Linked DNA regions of Homo sapiens: region 2 is linked to region 1. The links are chromatin contacts, found by Hi-C in ENCODE. All regions are on one chromosome and are shown on one strand. The core of a region is the stretch at or near the end of the contact, and the rest is flanking DNA. Distances in the headings are between cores, read along the strand shown. Region 1 overlaps UBASH3B (ubiquitin associated and SH3 domain containing B). Region 2 overlaps GRIK4 (glutamate ionotropic receptor kainate type subunit 4).

The links. Hi-C counts contacts between places; a loop is a spot of excess contacts on that map. Pooled maps may share reads with other maps.
Region 2: a loop to region 1 is called in a pooled map, with 9 times the contacts of the local background. The contact joins two enhancer-like sites. A Hi-C loop is called at or near these places in 2 of 37 single-sample maps with no recorded cell type and 2 of 50 pooled maps.

The regions. Positions count from the first base shown.
Region 1 is chr11:122,742,994-122,749,808 of GRCh38, reverse strand. The region is part of intron 1 of UBASH3B (ubiquitin associated and SH3 domain containing B); the gene reads right to left. Among named protein-coding and RNA genes, the nearest start is that of UBASH3B, 91 kb to the right of the region's middle. RefSeq lists enhancers at 543-592, 4,365-5,332, 6,032-6,131. Within about 2 kb of position 3,493, at least 8 of the 41 ENCODE cell types and tissues checked have a DNase peak (open chromatin) inside an H3K27ac peak, as active enhancers do.
Region 2 is chr11:120,921,596-120,928,917 of GRCh38, reverse strand. The region is part of intron 13 of GRIK4 (glutamate ionotropic receptor kainate type subunit 4); the gene reads right to left. Among named protein-coding and RNA genes, the nearest start is that of TBCEL, 99 kb to the left of the region's middle. RefSeq lists a silencer at 2,689-2,788. Within about 2 kb of position 2,802, at least 2 of the 41 ENCODE cell types and tissues checked have a DNase peak (open chromatin) inside an H3K27ac peak, as active enhancers do.

The DNA.
Region 1 (6,815 bases), core at 2,244-4,743:
GTGAGCCGAGAAAGCGCCACTGCATTGCAGCCTGGGGGACAGAGCGAGACTCTGTCTTAAAATAAAATAAATAAAATAAAATAAAATAGAATGATTACCTCTCAAATAGCGATTACTCTGTTAGAGTTAGAAGACAGTGTGGTGCAGTGGTCAGACCCATGGACTGATGCACAGTCCTGGATTTGAATTATGTTCCCTTGTTCACTAGCTGTGAGGCCCTTGGTCAATTCACTAAATAGAGCTAACCCTCAGCTTCTGACAATAGAGAATGGAACAATACAGAGAGGGTTGTTTGGAGGTTTTTACAGACTCAATGCGTGGTGCACAGTTGGCACCCAATAAGCCTTCTTTGTTAATATTACAGATGTAAGATGCAAAGCACAATGCAAATGCAAACAATTGTGATTATTTTCTAGGTTTAAGGCAAGTGTTGCCAATACATGAAGTGCTTTGCATATAGTAAATGCATAATAAGTCTGTGCTAATTATAGCATCCATAGAAGCAGTTTCGCTCTGGAATGCAGCTCAGAGATTAGTATCATTTGCAATAACTACATTCCAGGCTGCCAGCCCCACAAATTAGACACCAACTAAAGACATGCAGTACATGATTCAGCTGTATCTCAGGGGAGGGCTTCTGATGACAGCCAAAGCCACAAGGGATCCGATCTGAGTACTTTCGATGTGTCAGCAGAAGGCTCTTCCTCTCACAGTGATGATGCACATACTGCTATGTGTAGTATGGGGCACACAGTGTGCTGGGACCTCTCCAGGTCCAGGAGAACATAAAGCTGTCGTGGACTGTCTTGGCCATGAAAACATTCTCCATGTAGGCGTAGCCAAAGTTGAGGGTTCTGGCAGAGGTGATGTGTTCTTTAAAAAATAAAAATTAATTTAAAAAAAAGAAAGAAAAAACAAGGGCTCTCTTTCCTTCCGTGTACTCACTCTTTTGCTGACATCCAAGGGACTTGTTAAGTGGCAAATCAGTATTAAGCACAAGCGTGTGCAAGAGACCCAGGGACTGTGACACAGTTTGGGGTTGGTAGGCGCTTAGAGTTGGGTGGGCAGCAGGCCTTGCATTTAGCCTCACGTCACTGCGACCCTTGGATGGACACTCACAGAGCTCTTGTGTCTTGTTCTGGGTTCACAATCTTCTGTGGACGGGAGGAAATGGAGGTATTCAAAGAATCAAGGAGAAGATGAAAATGTCAAGAAATGCTTTGTAGTAATAAATTGCATAAACGTAAATTATTTAGCCCAACCTAAAGGAAGCTAAACTGAGATTAAATGACATTAACAACAGGCTGTTTTCCATTTCCACTGAGGGAAAAGCAAGTAAGGAAGAGAATTCTCCGAGTGCACAGGGAGCTGGGATGGCGCGTGCCCGTCTATAGGGGCAGCTGGGATGAAACCAGACTGGAGGTATGTTGATCGTTACTGAATCTGGATGAAGATACATGGGGGTTCATTACACTATCCTCTCTGCTTTTGTGAATGTTGATAATTTCCAAAAAGTTAAAACAATGAAAGAAAGATGGCAGCTGCTACTCAACTCCCACCTACAGCTGAAAGGCAGAATGACGGTCTGAAGTTGTCCACACCGATTTGTTTGGAATGATGGATTTTGTCAGTTTTAAACCACTATGTGAAGTCGCTCCACCTTTTCTTATTTGCCACAATGTGTTTCTTCCAACACAAGGGAGGTATTCTTGCTCTCCTTTTGCAGGATCCTCCTTTTGCAGGATTGGGGGACTGAGTGTGCAGACTTTTGTCCCAGTTAATGATTTCATAGCTGCTGCTACTTACAAGCTTATCATGTGTAACGTGGTGTATGTACTATGCTCTTTACCTGCATTGTATCATTTAACCCTCACAACAGTCAGCTCATTATTATCCCTGTTACACAAATGAGGGAACAGAGGCTTTGAAAGGTTAAATAGCTCACTCAAGGGAATATATGGATCTTAGGTCACAAAGGCAGGATTTGAAACCAGGCAGTTTGAGTTCCTCTCCATGCCTGTGCTATGAAGCTTACTTAAACTTTGGCATCCTCCCTTTGTACTTTCCAGATAGAACAGCTCTAATATTTTCATTGCGTCTCTATAAAGAAAGCTTTCAGAAGCTTAAAGACGTTCCCCAGCTTTGACTCTGTCTCCAAACGTACAGGAACCCAAACCACCCAACATCACTCCAGCTGCAGATGCTATTGTTTATAATATGTTATCCCGCTTCTTTCTCACAGCAGTCCCAACGGGGGCTCAGTCAAGTCTCATAACTCTCTAAGGACACAGAGCCATGGCCCAGCCCACACTCCCCAGGACTCTGGTGTATTTTTCTCCCCTCCTATCTGATGCTGCCTCTAGGTCCTAAGCTCAGCACTGTCCCCACAGGGTGCCTTACATGCACAGTGAGAGAATAACATTTCCCCAAACTCCTTGGCTGGTGTCATCAGGACAATTCCACTCCACTGGTTCTGGGTCTATTAACTCATTCTGTTCTCAGTGCATAAGCTCTTGCTAAGACGATTTTAGGGGTCCTATTGGCTGCTGGTTTCACTCTCCCTTTCATTCTCCAATTTATAGTCCACCCTCCACCAAGACTAGAATAATCTTTCTTAACCATTAATCTAGATCACATCACTGTCCTGCTTAAAATCCTGCAGAGGTTCCCCATATCCTTGGCCATGCCTGTGCTGGCCCCTGTCAGCCCAGCTGCCTCTCCGGTGACCACCCCCACCCCGCAGCCTCTGCTTCAGCCAGGAGCCTCGGCAGTTTCCAAAACACACCCTGGTGTTCTCTCTGTTGAACCTTTGCCCACTTTGCTTTTTCTGCTGGGATTGTCCACATTCCCCCTTTTCTGCCTAATGAATTTAAAGGATGACTTTAGGTCAAGATTTCACCATTCAGCGAAATCCTTTCTGAATCACAAATCCCCCCTCACGGCCCCTCCCACACTTTACCTATCCATCACTCCCAGTGGACTGTAAGCTCTTTGGAGATAAGACTCCATATCTGTTTAACTTGGTGCCTTCAAAACTGAGCACACGGTAAATGCCCTGAACTATTCATGAAATAAGTACAGAATGAATAAATCCTCCCGACTTCCCCACCACAGATAGCAGAGCAGCTCTCTTCGGAAGTCTCATAGCACTCTCTACCATTCTTCTATTAGCCCTTCCAGTCTTATCTCTAATTATTTCCTTCTATGTCTATTTTTCCCACTACATTGGAAGCATTCTTCTCCATTAGACTCTGAGATCTTCAAGGGTAGGAGGTAAAGGCCTGAGCACAAAGCCCAGCACATAGTAGGTGTTTAATTTATTGATTGAATGAAGTGACGCTTTCTTGTCAAACTTAATCACCCGGAGGCACCATCTTATACCTCAGATAACTTCCGCGTCAATACAGTGGTTTGAGTTTGTTCACGCTGAAGCAACCTTCCACTTGTCCGCCCACTCATATCTTAGGGGATCCTCCCCTCCTCTACCCTTTTGGCATGGAACCTCCCTACCGAAAGAGCTCTGTGTCACCCATAGACGTGTGAGTTTCAGTCTGAACTTCCTTTTTCAGGTTATTTATAAAAACGTAAAAGCTGCCCTACTCAATGCCAGCCACTGTTGAAACACTATCCTTTGCATGGTCCCTGGGCCTTAGCTCAGTCCTAGGTTGCCATCTTTGTAGTGTATATCTTTCATGACACAAGGGCGGGCACGGAGCCTTCATCTAATTATCCGTCTGCCCACCCACCCATCCGTTCATCCATCCCACACATGTTGAACATCTAAGAAGGACGAGGTCCCGTGCCAGGCTCTGGGAACTTCAGTGATAGACAAAACAAAGTCTCTGGCCTCAAGGAGCTCAGCTGAGACAGAAAACAAACACAGAGCAAATAATCGTAATGCTGTGATATACGTGCTCCCCCAGTCATTTAAAGCATGCAGGTGGGTCACCTATCGGGAGATGACCTCTGCCCCAGAAGGGACAGGATTTGAGCTGGGCCTTGATAGATAAGTGGGATTTTGCTACCCAGACAAGAGTGACGGAACAGCGGGTGCAATGGGGGAAGGGACCCAAGAAGTCACAAGGTGGTCACAGGAGTGAGAGAGGGCATGGCAGGGGAGATGAAGCTTATCCATTTATATTTTCTCACTAAGGGAAAATTTTTGTTTTCAAAGCCTGTGGGTCAATAATATCTTTGTAAAGGAAGAAAGGCATATTGATTATGGCCTTGCCTCTCCCAATAGCCAGAAAAAGCCGGAGTCTCTTCTACAAAGCTATGGAAAGAGCTGGAAACGGAATCCATTCTTTCATCCAAGATTTTCAGCACCTGTCACATGTACCTATGTATTCATGGGACTGTGATCATGCTCCCCAGTGCTGTACACTCCCTGAGATCAGAGACTTTGTTATGATCTGTGTTGCCACATGGTAAGCACCCCATAAATACTTGCTGAATGAATGCACTGACCCCTGCCAGCTACCAGGAACTGTGCTAAGTACTGGGAATAGGAAAATGGACTAGACGTGCTGCCTGCCCATCCAGCTAGGAAGGCTGACAGTCTAATCTGTTTGTTACGTGATCCAGTTTCTCAGGAATGCATTTTTGGAGTGGTAAGAAATTATTTGTTTTAAAGTTTGAGAGAAAAAAAAGATACAAGCTGAGAGGTGAGTCTTTCAGTGTGGATGGAAGGCCTCAGGCAGCTTCCAGGACGTGCTTGCAGATGCCAGTGTTACCCTGCTCCTTGCTTTTGCCACTCAGGCAGACGGGCTCCCTGGGAGGACCACCGCTCCTCAACACCCTCTCCCCAGACCCCAGACCAGGCTGGTCCCCTGCAAGGAAAGTCCTCTGCCTCAGCTGCCCTTCCCCGGGCTGTGCGGCACACTCACGTGCCCAAGTGCGCGCGCGCGCGCACACACACACACACACACACACACAGAGTCACACATGTGATCATACTCAACACACATTCTCCCCTGGCCACACACATATATAATCACACACGATCACACAGTCACACACATGATCACTCATATAGCACACATGTGATCACTCACACACTGACACAATCACACACAAAACACTCACATCAGGTCACACACAGTTGCACATGTGATCACACCCACAACACACACTCACAGTGACACACATTTGATCATACACTTGCGTTGTCACACACATGGTCACTCATACAACACATGCACACAAACACCCTCACACACAGTCACACACAGTCACACACCCACACAGGCACTCTTAGACATGATCACATGATCACAGTCACAACACGAGCTCATAGATAGGCACACATGCTCATGCAACACACACAGTAACACACACATGATCATATACTTATATAGGCACTCACACAGCCACACACCGATACACATGCTCAAATGCACACAACACGTGTCCATGTACTCACTCAACCACTCACAGTCACACGCTCACCCACATGCACAAACACATGCTCATACAGTCACACCTACACTATCACACTCAAATTCACATTTGCACATACACATTTATGTGCGCACACAGGCTCACACAGCACAAACTCACACAGAACCTCACACACCCAGACACACACACAGCCTGAGCCATTCAAGCGGCAGTACTCACATTTTCCATCTATTGGTGGTTTCAAAACAGGAAGCCTGCGTGGGAAGGGGAGGTGCTGGTGAAGTGAGAACCGCTGTAAAGGGGCCCAGGTGCATGGGCTGGATTCAAAAGGGACATCTCACTGACGCCTGGGTCTCCCTCACAGGCAGGAGAGCTGGGCTGCATGAGGCCCTGACTTGGCTCAGCTCCTGAGCAGCACCAGCTCTGGTGGGAAAGGTACTGAACGCCTGTCTGATGCAGCCACCCTGATCAAATCACACCTCTTCCTCGCCAGGGGTTTTCTGTGAGGAAGAAGGGAGCACCCTGCACCTTCCTGCCTGCCAATATGGGGCCCTCTCCTTTGGAAACTGCTTCTTCCAAGAGCCCTGCTAGACTTACTCGTGCCTGCCACGCCACCTTGCCCCTCAGGCCCTCTGCCGCTTACTCCATCACGCTCCTTTGCAATGGAAACATTCTGCTTTGTGCCGTACCCCAACCCCACTCCAAAGTGAAAGAGACCAGGGACCTGCTTTCGAATATTCACATCCTTGCAGCACTTTGTGTTCTACAGTTTTTTCATAATTAGCATCTCTTTCAATCCTCAAGACAGCTTCATGAGGCTAATAGTATACCCATTTTACAGATGAGGAAGCTGAAGGCAAGAGATTAAGTCAGCCAGGCATGGGACTTAATCAGTCAGCCAGGAATGGGTTCATTCCTGTAATCCCGAAACTCTGGAAGCCGAAGCAGGAGGGTCACTTGAGCCCAGAAGTTTGAGACTAGCTTGAGCAACATAGCGAGACCCCCAACTGTACAAGAAGTAAAAAAATTAGCTAGGCATGGTAGTGCATGCCTGTAGTCCCAGCTACTTGAGAGGCTGAGTGGGAGGATCACATGAGCCCTGGAGTTGGAGGTTGCAGTGAGCTGTGATCATGCCACTGCACTCCAGCCTGGGCAACATAGCAAGACCCTGCCTCAAAGAGAGAGAGAGAGAGAGATTAAGTCACTTGTTCCAGGGTCCCAGAAGTAGACTTTCTGATCCCAACTTTCCATTTTCAAGGCTGTCATAACTCCTATCTCCCACTCTGGCTCTTCAGGTACCTCAGAACGGCCACAGCAAAAACTGATGGCAACAAGGACGCTGAAAGGAGAGAAGACTAAAGAGAGGAGGAACAGAGAGCTGCCACAGGGAGGGGGCACCCAGGGCCAGGTGGGCC
Region 2 (7,322 bases), core at 1,553-4,052, 1.8 Mb after region 1:
CTGCTCACTGGGCCAGGCCTATCCACAGCAATGATTGAAGAGGCAGAGGCCCAGTGGAGCATTAGCATTCCTGGGAAAGTGGCAATGTCATCCGCAGGTCCAAGTGCTCCCTGGTGCTATTTCTCGAGGTTACAGCTTACTCTCGGGGCTGGATGAATTTCTTTAGAGTTAAATTAAAGTCCCCATGAAATATTTAGTTGGCTCGGCACAGGGCTGTGTTATTGGCCTATAGAGGGCAGATTTTAGGAACGAACCAGCGCTAAGGAAAGAAGGGGCTGGCAGTTCATTTGCAGGTGAAATTATGCGGCACAGAGGTCCAAGCTGACTCAAGAGGCCAAGCAGATACTATTTACCCTTGACCCTCTTGTTACAGGCTTCTATTCACTGGCCCACGAATCCTCAATCCTCTTGCTTTTTGGGGTCAGGCAGATGCATGTTTGAATCCCGACTCTGCCATTCACCAGCTGAGCAATTACCAGAAATCTGAGCTTCAGTTTCCTCATCTCTAAAATAGGCAAAATAATGTATACTTCTTAAGATTGTGGTGAGGGTTAAATTCAACTCCCTGTGTAAACAGAGCTCATGTGAGGTCCTGCTTCTTACAATCCCCTCTTCCCGTTGCAGCCAGAGGGGTCTTTGGGAAAGCTAAAGCAGACGATGCCATTTTTCTCCGTGTCGCCTTCTAGCTTTTTTTTTTTTTTTTTAAGACGGAGTCTTGCTCTGTCTCCCAGGCTGGAGTGCAGTGGTGCGATCTCGGCTCACTGCAGCTCCACCTCCCAGGTTCCAGCCATTCTCCTGCCTCAGCCTCCCGAGTAGCTGGGATTACAGTTGTGCACCACCATGCCCGGCTAATTTTTGTATGTTTAGTAGAAACACGGTTTCACCACGTTGGCCAGGCTGGTCTCTCACACTCCTGATCTCAGGTGATCCGCCTGCCTCGGCCTCCCAAAGTGCTAGGATTACAGGCATGAGCCACCATGCCTGGCCTGCCTTCTTAATATTTTTTTATGCCATGGACCTCTTTAACAGTCTGCTGATACCTGTTAACCTCTTATTTTAAAATATTTTAAAATGACTACATAGAAATTCAGTTATCAAAATATGTGTACACTTTTTGTGCTATAGTGGTATCTGTGCCTCTTTACATAACAAGAGCTGGAAGTGTGTCTAACAGCAACACTAAATTAATACCATTGGTGACAAAGTCACAGGTGTGGTTAATACCATGAAGCTTTGTTGACCACATTCATAATTGAAGGAAATATTACATTTCTGTTTGAACTTAGAAAAATATATAGATGTTAATTTTTCCTTTCTTTCTTTCTTTCTTTTTTTTTTTTTTTTTTTTTTTTGAGACAGAGTCTCACTTTGTCACCTAGGCTGGAGGGCAGTGATGTGATGTGGTTCACTGCAACCTCCGCCTCTCAGGTTCAAGCAGTTCTCCTGCCTCAGCCTCCTGAGTACCTGGGACTACAGGCACGCACCACCACACCCAGCTAATTTCTGTATTTTTAGTAGAGATGGGGTTTTGCCATGTTGGCGAGGCTGGTCTCGAACTTCTGACCTCAAGTGATCAGCCTGCCTTGGCCTCCCAAAGTGCTGGGATTACAGGTGTAAGCCACTGTGCCCGGCCAATTCTTCCTTTCTAGTTTTGTGGACTCTCAATGCTATCCTCAGACCATGGGTGTATGTGGACCTAGGAAAAGAACCGAGAGACTTCCAAGTTCATAAAGACCCAACTCCTTACCGTGGCCCACCAGGCGTTGGTGATACGGCAGCCCATTCACCACAGTCTAGCTAGTCATGCTAACCCCCATCCTGATTTCTGAACATGACAAGTTCACTTTCCACCTTGGGGTCTTGGAGTTTACTCTTTCCCCTCCACATATGCTCTGCCCTGGCCATGGCCCAGCTGGCTTCTCACCGTTCTGACCTCAGCTCAAGCACCATGCCATCAATGCAGCCTTCCCTACTTGCCCACTTAATGGGCCCCTCTCCTCGAGACACTCTGGCTCATTATACTGCTTTATTTTCTTCACAGCGGAAATCATGACCTGAAATTGTCTTGTTTATTTACCAGTTTACCTGTTGATTGTCTAGAGTGCCATCTTCAGGAAGGAGTGACCTTTGTCTGCCTTAGTCATCATACATCTCCAGTGTCCAGAACCTGCCATGTGCCAGGCACTACATAAATATTTGTTGAATGAAGTCATGATTGAATGAATGAATAGACAAATCCAAGAAAGAGGAGCTCAGTTAACATTATTCTCTATCCTTGGCTCTCAACTGAGGGAACGATTTTGTAGTAGAATGTTTTGACCAAGGGTACACCCTCTAGGGCCAGCTCAGCCACTTACTAACTGCATAATCTTAGGCCAGTTACTTAACCTCTTTGTACCTCAGTTTCCTCATCTGGAAAATGGGGTTAGTAATATTACATACTTTGTAGGTATGTTGGGGAGGTTAAATTAATGAATACACAAAAAGCACTTAGAACAGTGCCTGAAACATAGGGAATGTTCCAGAAGTGTCAGCCTTTATTATTTTGTTGCAACTTAAAGGATTCACTTCAATTTTATTTATTTTTTAAAATTATTGTTTCAGAAAATTCAATGTAGGTATTGAAGGGAGTGAAAAGAAATCCCATGATTAAAAAACTAATATGCATTATAGATGTCAGTGTTTATATAGTTGAGGTGTGAAAGAGAAAGGGAACTGAGAGCTTAGGTCCAGGCAGGTTATGGTATGTGGCAAAGCCCAGAGAGGCCTAAGTTTCACTTCCTCACATCACTACTACCACCACCATCACACCTGACTTTCTGAAGATTGACCAACAATTTACATGTCGAATCAAGAAAAGAAATTGAATCCTATCTGAGTTTTCAGGAAGATATGCTCATTTCTTTTCTTTCTTTTTCTTTTTTTTCTTTCTTTTTTTTTTTTTGAGATGGAGTCTCGCTCTGATGCCCAGGCTGGAGCACAGTGGTGCGATCTTGGCTCACTGAAACCTCCACCTCCTGGGGTCAAGCAAATCCCCTGCCTCAGCCTCCTGAGTAGCTGGGATTACAGGCGCACACCACCACACCTGGCTAATTTTTTTTGTATTTTTAGTAGAGATGGGGTTTCACCATGTTGGCCAGACTGGTCGTGAACTCCCGACCTCAGGTGATCACCCGCCTCAGTCTCCCAAAGTACTGGGATTACAGGCGTGAGCCACTGCGCCTGGCCGATATGCTCATTTCTAACCCAAATGCACCCTTTATTGATAAAAATCTCTGGCCCACAATACAGTCACCAATAGGCCATGGGACAAGGGGCACTGAATTTTCACCAGTGAGTCCACCCTCTTCTGCCTGTCTCCCATCCCTGCTGGCTGCCAAAACAGCTGGTTAAGCTCTGGGTCGCTGACAACGGGCAAAGCTAACTGGTCCACATGGGGATCCAACCTGCAGACCTGAACTAATGAGCAAGGGCTTGTGCTGGCCTAGCCAGCCCTACACTTATTTCGAGGCTATGGGTTCCAGGCGTGATCGGGGGCCTGTGTAAAGCTGGCCTGGGCAAGCCCAGGCGACAGGTTTCTGCTGTTGTAGGAGCCCGACAGTGCCACCAGCTCACGGCGCTGTCTTCCTTTCATTTTCCCTCCCACTTGTCAGCCCTGTAATTAGGAATGGTGAGATTCACGGGCCTGTTATTAGGACTGTTTTTGTTGGGTAAAATAAAGTACCACCAACTTCTGTGGGCATCGCCCACAGCCATAGAGAACTTCTAGAGGCCTTCCCTGTGCTCCTTCTCTGTTCCCACTTTTTCACCCCATCCCCTACAGCTCCTGCTAGACAGAATGGAGGCCCCAGCTCTGCCTCAGAGACCAGCCCTGAACTGCCCCACCTCCCCAGGGAGTGAGCAGTGATGTGACCAATTGGATCCACAAAGTGGACAGCATCTGGCCCCTTCTCATTTCCTATCAGTATGTGCACACGTTGAAACCACTGCAAAGGGCAGCAGGGCATTTTCTCAGGAATCCCTGCCATTTTTTGAGGAAGAGAGCTGAAGACATTGTTCTGAACCTCTGGCCACTCTTCCTGGGTGATAAAGGTGTATTTGGTCTTTTTCTGAGAGGTGTCCCACTTGTTGACATGGCTCATATGCCCATCAATAGTCATACCCCAAAACTGTTTTTTCACAGATCGTTCTTGAGACCCACAGCAACGTCTAAGGTTGGCAGTAACCTATTTAGAGATGAGGAGAATGAGACTCAAGAAGTCATGTGGTGTTAAATTTGGAATAATGGTTACCTTTGGGCAGACGAAAGGTGTAGAGAGTGAAACAGGAAAGAGGTGGGTGGGGACAAGGGGGTCTTCAGGATGCCGCTAAGGGTATATTTCTTGATCCGGACAGTGATTGATCACACAGGGATGTCCTCTTTGTGATCATTCATTAAGCTGTCACTTACGATTTGTGCACTTTTCTATATGTCTATTTCAATATATATTTTTTTAAGTTAAGTGATTTTCCCAAGTAGGAGAATGGCCACTGTTGAGCCTGCCACTAAACGCTCTGCTGACTCTGTGGTGAGGAGCCTGGAAGGGGAGCCAGGGCTGCTGCCACGGTACCGACTGCTACAGCGGTGACCTCACACACGCAAGGGAGCCACACTCAGGCCTGGCCAACCTCCTGTGCACCTCTCTTTACACATCTGGGTGGCTTCTAATTCAAGAAGGGGTAAAATGCACATCTGGATGTTTTCATGGATTTTCATTCTCATTTGGATGAAGAAGAGTCTAGATTCCTCGTCTGGCACAAACAGCTTAACAGATTGTGAAATTCCCAGAGGAGCCAACTCTGCCTGCTGCGAACACCAGGCAAAGCCCAGGGGGAAGACTTGCCTCCCTGCTGGGAGCTGTAATCGCCCCCCAGGACTTGCCAGCCATCACCCTAGAGGTCCTAAAGCCCAGGGGAGAGGGACCAGTCTGTCCTAGATTCAACAGTGATGCCCTGACAGTGTGCTGGGTGGATGAACTACCCACCAGAATCTGACACTAGGCCAGAGAGCCATCAGAGGGTCCTGGGTTTAAGTCTGCCTCTGGCTAGCTGTGTGATCCTGGGCAAGTTACTTAGCCTCTCTGAACTTGCTTTCTCATGAGTAAAGTATGAATGGTACCAGTTTCCGCTTCACGGGTTTATTCTGAGGATTAAATGAGCGAATGGGGCCGGGCGCAGTGGCTCATGCCTGTGATCCCAGCACTTTGGGAGGCCGAGCCGGGCGGATCACGAGGTCAGGAGATCGAGACCATCCTGGCTAACAGGGTGAAACCCCGTCTCTACTACAAATACAAAAAAATTAGCCAGGGGTGGTGGTGGGTGCCTGTAGTCCCAGCTACTCAGGAGGCTGAGGCAGGAGAATGGTGTGAACCCGGGAGGCGGAGCTTGCAGTGAGCCGAGATCGCGCCACTGCACTCCAGCCTGGGCGACTGAGTGAGACTCCGTCTCCAAAAAAAAAAAAAAAAAAAAAAAAATGAGCAAATGGATCGGGCCTAGCATGGGGCAAGTGCTCAGTAAGTGTTCGTTGCTATTCTTCTATTAAGCTGTTCCTGATTCTGGCATCTTGTCTCCATCCTTTGTGCACGAGCCCCAGAGATCCAGCCTCTGCTTTGGGCCGCAACATCCCACCTGGTAAGTTTTTCTAAGGCTGAGCCCTCCTATCTGATTTGCTCCTAGTAACTCCCCTTTCCTGTTGGCCAGACTAACCCCAGCTTGCACACTTGCTGGACTTACCGGCCACACCTAGCATCTGTTTTGATCTCCCACCTGTGTCCCACTGTTTGCCACCCTCTGACAGCCAGCCAGGCCTCTGTCCCACTGTTCTGTCGCCACCTAGGACACGGCAGGTCCGTGCAGGGTGTCTCCTGGATCTGGATAGGGATCTGTCTGGCAAGAGTCAACAATGCCTTTCAGTGCAGTCCAAATGCATCGACCATACTACATGCTGCTATTTCTAAGGATCTGGGCCTTTGCATTGTTGCCTCAAGAGCAAATGCAGACACAGCTAGGGCCAGAGCTTGGCATCAAGCGAGGCAGCCTATCTGAAGGCTGCATAAGATAAGGAATAATTCCATAGGTTCTGGAAAGGGGTGTAATACAACAGGACTCTCAGATGGCTGCCTCTGTAGCTGCCGACACCGCCATCGGCACAACTAAGCCAGGCCTGGCTCTCACGCTGACAAATGGGAGGATGTCAGTTGTTCCTGACAAGCTATAGGATGGCAAGAAAAATCATCTGTAAATAAGCTCCCAGAGCATATAATGACTCTGGCCAGGAACTGTGAGTTGGCGAGGCCAAGCCAGGCAGTACGCACATCGAACACACCACAAGACCTTCTGGTGAGGGATGGCCAGAGGGCAGAGGGAAGATAGAAGGAGGTGCCACATTTGGAATTCTTTGAAGCAGGACTATCTATTCACAGGAAGGCAAGGGATGAGCAGGGCCTAGCTGTGGGGTAGGGCAGGGAGCAAAAGCAGCAGGATGGGGTGACTGAGGTACCACCCTATAAGCGAGAGGTGGCAACTGCTGGGGGCAGCTCTGCACAGCAGTCAGGAGAACACACTGACCCATCTGAATTTGAATCCTAATTCTACCACTTCCCAGCCACGTGATCTTGAACAAGTTAGTTGACCTCAGAGCCTCAGTTTTCTGATCTATAAAATGGGGGCAATATACTTTTGCCCTTGTAATGTTGTCCTAAGATTAAATAGGAGAACATTTGTAAAGCAAGTATTGTTCCTGGCACACAGTAATGAGGCTAGTACTATCTGTGGAGCAGGCACAGAAGGTGACATAGGGAGCCACGGGAGTTGAGCACAGTGTTGGGAGTCTGGGTGAGGTGGCTCCGAAGTCCAGATGGGTGGGGTGGGCACTTGCTCTGTGACCTCCAGCCTGCTGCCACCACACCTCACCAACACACATACTTCAGGAAAGAAAGCCTGCAAGCTTGATAGAGCAGATTTATCCTAAAGACAGTTGGACCATAGATGTGTGGGTGTTAGGGGCTGCACCGATACCCAGTTAGGTTTAAAGCTTAAAGAATGAAGCAAGGAGTCGCTGCAACTTGGAGAACAAAATTGGAGACTGGAGGGTCAATCCTAGAGTCAGACAACTCCCCCTGGACCTCCCCACCCCATGGAGAGAGGAGGGAGGGCAAGGGATGCTTAAATTCTTCTTTCTCAAGATAATACTGCCCTGGGAAGTGAGATGGGGCCGCGCATGCAGTGGTGTGAGCTGGAGGCCCAGCTGTGGGAGCCAGGAGGGTGGAGGCAGGAGCGGGAGG